Regions from separate parts of the Mus musculus genome. Here region 1 is linked to region 2. Evidence: chromatin loops called from intact Hi-C (ENCODE). Cell type or tissue: heart. All regions are shown on one strand. Each heading gives the region's core, and the rest is flanking DNA. Links, peaks and the distances in the headings are about the cores only. Region 1 holds the start of Tshz2 (teashirt zinc finger family member 2). Region 2 overlaps Tshz2 (teashirt zinc finger family member 2).

What was found. Peaks named below come from ENCODE experiments on the same cell type or tissue, not always from the same donor. Only the 100,000 strongest peaks of a DNase experiment are listed, where the experiment ranks them.
Region 1: a loop joins it to region 2, with 2.5 times the contacts of the local background. A loop is called at or near these places in 5 of 42 quality-filtered maps.

The regions. Positions count from the first base shown.
Region 1 is chr2:169,630,478-169,633,382 of GRCm38, reverse strand. Tshz2 (teashirt zinc finger family member 2) reads right to left here and starts at 874. Exons shown (of 2, transcript NM_080455.3): 1 at 1-874. It overlaps Gm34294 (a long non-coding RNA gene), which reads left to right and starts at 2,905. Exons shown (of 2, transcript XR_003953971.1): 1 at 2,905. In heart, for the core only: a CTCF peak has its summit at 1,319 (motif pointing left); DNase peaks (open chromatin) are centred at 342 and 802; H3K4me3 peaks cover 941 bases; H3K27ac peaks cover 1,162 bases.
Region 2 is chr2:169,847,594-169,850,498 of GRCm38, reverse strand. The region is part of intron 1 of Tshz2 (teashirt zinc finger family member 2); the gene reads right to left. Among named protein-coding and RNA genes, the nearest start is that of AY702102, 110 kb to the left of the region's middle. In heart, for the core only: a CTCF peak has its summit at 1,204 (motif pointing right); no DNase peak of the experiment used is centred there; H3K27me3 peaks cover 404 bases.

The sequences.
Region 1 (2,905 bases), core at 198-2,697, 220 kb after region 2:
GGTTCAGATGGCAGGGATGAGGGGCGCACACGCGCCACGCGCACACTCGCGCTTAAAGATAAGGGGGGAAACAATCCCGGGAAGACAGTGGATTTCTTCTTTTTCTTCTTCCTTCTCTTTCCCTCCTCCTCTTCTTCCTCCTCTTCCTCCACCTCCTCTTCCTTTACCACCTCCTCCTTCTCCTCCTTCTCCTTCTCCTCCTTCTCCTCCTCCTCCTCCTCCTCTTCCTCCTCCTCTTCCTCTTCTTCCTCCTCCTCCTCTTCCCTGATCTTGATGGCGGATTCGCGCTGGGGAGAGATCACTCACTGTAGGTTTGTTGTTGCTGTCAGATCCCCGTCTGTGAGTGATATGCGAGAGGACAGGAGCGGGTTTGGGAAAGACAGAAAATCTGGAATTCACTCACACACACACACACACACACACACACACACACACACACACACACACACACACCACACATACGCACACGCACGCTCGCTCTCACACACAAGCACTCTCGCTTACACACACACACACACACACACACACACTTACACTCACACTCCCCACATATGCTCTCTCTTACACACACACACACACACACACACACACACACACACACACACACACACACTCACACACACACAAGACAGGGCGAGGCGATGCCAGCAAACATCGATCCCGGCTGAACAAACTGAACATTAACAAACTCCTCCTCTTCTCCCTGCGACCTGATGACAGGGAGAAATTTACTCCCCAGCCGCAGAGCGCCAGGCAGAGGGAGTCTATTAAAGGGACAGTGTCCCGCCTGGGAGAGGAGCTGGAGAAAGAGGACCCAGCCGGCTTGGCTGCAGCCCTGGAGGCACCCACCTCCTCCTCACTGGGGCAGTGGAGTGTCCGCCTGTCTAGATGCCCCTCCAAGAGGAAGAAAAGGGGGAGTGGGAAGGAAGGGGGCGGGGCTCTGGCAGAGTTGGAGACAGTTAGAGTTGGAGATTAGAAGGGGACAATCTAGGTTTGCTTGGGAGACAGATTAGGGGGATGGGACTATATCCAGTCTCAACCTGTTCTCCAGCAAATAACCTCCTCTCACTATGTAAGTTCACATTGCTTTAACTTCCACCTTCTTGGAGTATTGGGATTTTTTTTTAAACTTCTGCTTCCTGGGCAGACTAATTACATAACCTTCATTGTGTTTCCTTCCAATGCTGATATTTATTGAGCACCTATGGTGCACCTGTTATACAGTCACCACAGTGACAGAGAGTGGGGAAGTCCAGATTGTGGCTGTTATCAAGGGTGAGAGGAACAACATCTGAAACAACTTGCCCCCTGGTGGTGTTCAGTCACTTCCCAGAGGTCTACCTTGCTGAAAATTTGATGTCCACCTTTCTCTATTTGCTTTCTCCGCTGGGCTCATCAAGGAAGGTGGATGCTGTGCACAGCTCGCTCTTTGGGTAATTGCCTCAGATCTCACTAGAGTATAAGTTCTTAGGGAGTTGTGCCCTCGTTTATCGTATTCTATCTCCCAATGGTGCCAAACAGAAAACATAGAGCTCCACCCCCAATAGTGCAATAAATGAAGAGGAAGCAGGGCATGCTGGGAGTACAACTTCAGAGTGGCCCGGATTGGTTAAAACTGAGTGTTGTTTTGGGGCTGAAAGAGGAGTCCATTCTGGAGAGTCTATTGTAGCTGAACCCGGTCTCCCTGGGTACCACTGCACACGGGGAGGTAGGTACCTTTCAGCACGTGTGAACAGGATGACCCTGTCCTGAAGACGCTTTCCTTCCTTCCAGTTGGGTAGAAAGTCAATGACAAGTGGGAAGGCAGCGGAAGGAGGTAGAGCTAGGAGCCTAATGAACCTGATACTGGGCATTGAACTCAGGGCACCGTACATACTGGGCAGGCAAGACATCATACATGCTGGACAGGCAAGGCACAATGCATGCTGGGTAGGCAAGGCATAATGCATGCTGGGTAGGCAAGGCATCATACATGCTGGGTAGGCAAGGCATCATACATGCTGGGCAGGCAGTCTATCACTAAACTATGTTTCTGATCCTCTTCATTTTTTTCTTAAATGTTGAGACAGAGGTCTTGCTAAGTTATTCAGGCTGACCTTGAACTCATTCTTAGATAGGTCTTCAAACTTGGGATCTTCTGGTCTCAGGCTCCTGAGTAGCTGGGCTGATAGGCCTGAGACACAGACTGTCATGAATCTGGAGTATGAAGAAGGAAGGATGTTTACCAAGTGGGGCTGCCTGGGGCAAGTCACAGATAGGTTCTAACCTTGGAGAAGGAGGAAGTTGGGTGACAAGGAGACTCTTGCGAGGGTGGCCCTTGGTGTAACAGTAGAAGCTCCTGGTTCGTAGCCCTCCAAGCCCACAGAGGCCTTTTTGAGGGTGTGCTCACCTTGGTGCTCTGAAGCAGGTTTTGCATCCTTAGATCTGTTTACAGTTTGGGCCACACACTGCTTACTGGAGATGAGTGTGGTCCAGTACAATGCAAGGTGCTTGCTTGGCAGCATCCAGGCATCTAGACACCAGGCCCCTCCCTCTGCTCTGATGACAGAACGTTTCACAGACATTGCCCAGTCTCCTCTAGAGCCCAGATTTTCCCTGCTTGGAGACGGATCACCTCGGATTTTCTAGACAGGAACCTTGCTGCATATGGGCCTTGTTCTGGAGTTGATACATTGAGCACTTGGACTCCAGTATCTCATGCAAACCACTTGCTCCTTACAGTCTGAGATCTTCTGCCCAGAGACCACCTTCTTCTTCTTCTTCTTCTTCTTCTTCTTCTTCTTCTTCTTCTTCTTCTTCTTCTTCTTCTTCTTCTTCTTCTTCTTCTTCTTCTTCTTCTTCTTCTTCTTCTTCTCCTTCTCCTCCTCCTCCTCCTCCTCCTCCTCCTCCTCCTCCTCCTCCTCCT
Region 2 (2,905 bases), core at 254-2,753:
CACATACACACACACACACATGCACAGATACACGTACTCAGACACATACACACACACACAGACACAGATACAGACATACACACACAGAAGACACATACATAGACACACACACACACACACACACATGCACAGATACACATACTCAGATACATACACACACACACACAGACACAGATACAGATATACACACACAGAAGACACATACATAGACACACACACACACAGCTACACATAGTTAGACACATACACACACACATAGAAACACACACAGATACACATACTCAGACACACACATACACACACACATACCCACCCATCCACCTATACACACACACACACACACACACACACACACACACACACACACACTGGCTTGAGAGCTACACAAAGCACGAGCCCTATGCACATCTCAGAGGCCCTGAACCTATAGACACAGTATCTAGAAAGCACAGTATATACAGAACAAAAGGCCGCTCTGCATCATGAGAGGACCTGAAGGGAGCCATCCTCACAGGGCCGCGTGCACATGAGCCTTTTCCCTCTTTATTTTCCCATAAAGGGAAGGAACGGTATCTCCCTGATCCTGAGGGAAGATGGTGGTCTGCTGGAGACAACCAGCATTCAAGCCTGCCTCCTTTTCAGTGTGAATTTATACTGTAACTTCCTTCAGCCTCAGACTTTAAAGTTTATTACTGCAATGGCAGCAACTGCTACTACCACTGTTGGCCTGCAGGGGTAAGGAGGAAGACAGTACTAATCCCACAAGATTCTGTGAGCCTTACCTGAGGGACATGAATCAGAGCTTCCTGTACAAGTGAGCAGGGGGCCTGTGGCCCGAGAAGTGTGCTGTGGCATGGCAGAGCTGAAAGCCACCGCTTCCCATCCAAGCAGTGTTGGGGGCCAACCACTGTCCCCACTCCTGATACAACCCTGGCTCTGCACACTTGGTCTTGTTTTCCTGCCATTAAACTTTCAGGCCCCAGGACCTGGGAACTCTAAAGCCAGATGGGGGCGTCCATTTGGGTATTATTATGGGCAATGCTGCTCCCTTCCTATTCTCTAACCCTCAGTGGCCGTATGTAGCCTCAGTAACCTAGTCTTTAAAATGGGAACAATGTCTCCCCTGGCTAGAGTCAGAGAATGGTTTGGGTGAGAGATAGGTTTGGCTCCCAGCGTGCCAGCCAGCAGTGCATCCAGCCAGCAGAGGGTGCTCACGCGAAAGGCTGCAGGTGGCTGACTGCCACTCAGTGTAGGCAGGTGGTCCAGGCAGGTGTCCCTCCCCCATTCTGCCTCTCCTGAAGGAGGAAACAGTCGCACAAGGTGGACACGAGGACACTCATCTACCATTACACCTGCACATTGCCAGCTATGGGATTTTCTGGAATACTTTCTAATACCGCAGCCTGACCATCAGAGGCTAAAAATACCAAACAGGTCTGCTCTGGACCAGCAAGAAATGGCTTCTTTGGAACTGGAGCCTGACTGACTGCTGCTGTGATCTCTGCCACAGCCCTGCAGAGAGTCTCGTGGACAAAGCCAGCTTCCCGAATGGGAACCCAGTTGTGCTTTCTGACCACTCAGTCCCAGGAAGATGCAGACAAATTGGAGCAAGCTCAAAGCAGAGCCACCCAAATGATGGTGTGGAGACAAGATTGATGGGTAGACAATGATTGAAGCAGTCTCGAGCATCTGAGCTGTCTTCTTCAGGTGACAAAGCCGAGAGTGACATATCGTGGGGCTCCTCGCCCCTGTGAGAGACTGAACACCCGACAGAAGAGGAGAGAGAGGAAGAGAAAAGGGAGGAGGAGGGTAAGGGAGATGAAGGAGAAGAGGAGGGGGAAGAGAGATGAGGAGGAAGAAGAGGGGGAGACGGGAGATCGGTGCAGCGTTATTTGAGATGAGTAGGCTGGGTCACACCTATGCTTGCAAGGCATGGATCATTCTGATTTCTCTCTGGCCTGGATTGAATTTTCTAGCCTATCACACACACCCGAAGTCCTTGTTATTCAAAGATATCACATGCTAAAGGCTTCACTGCTGGCCTCTAGTGCTTTTGGGAGCTGGTGGTATCTTAGAAGTAGGGCTTACTAGAAGAAAGTTAAGTCACACGGGTATGCCAATGATGGGAATATTGGTACCGTGTCCTCTTCCTGTCTCTGGCTTTGCTTCCTGGCCATCACGACGTGAGCAGCTTTACCACAACATATGCTCCCGATGTGACTTACCACTTCCCTGTGGGCCCAAAGGCAACAGGGCCAAGGGGCAGCGGGCTCAAACCTCTGAAACCATCAGTCACCAAGGCAAATGTTTCTTCCTTTTATCTGATTATCCCAGGTGCTCTGCCGTAGCAGCAGAATGCCAACTGCCACCGCCACTTGCTGTGTCTGACTTTATATCATCATGCTTCACTGTGTCTTCTTGAAGAAAGCACAGGCTAAGACCCCAGATTAGCCATACACAGGGCTTCCCTAGCCTGTACTAGGTTCTATCCAGTATGATGCTCTACCTTTAAGAAGCAGTCAGAAATATCTGTTGAATTAAATCATCCTGTCATGCAAGGTAAACGAAAGCTATTCTGAAGCCAGGCTGGACATGCTGCCAGAGGTCAACCCGCCTTGTGAAGTCAGGGTAACACGGTGGTATCTTTTGCCTTTTTATTTTTCAGGTGCCCTTTCGGTCTGACATGAGACTTGCCATCACAACCACTGAGGTTGGATTGTCAGTGTTCACTTGCATGAAATTCCAGGAAAAAGTCCAATTATTTTGTTGATTAAATTCTTAATGGTATCCCAAACACAAGCTGTTCCTATAGGAAACGCATCTTCATTGAATTATCCGTGTGTGGGATGTGTGTGTGTGTAGAGTATGTACATGGAACAGGGTGGGGCAGTGAGCGGGGTGCAGG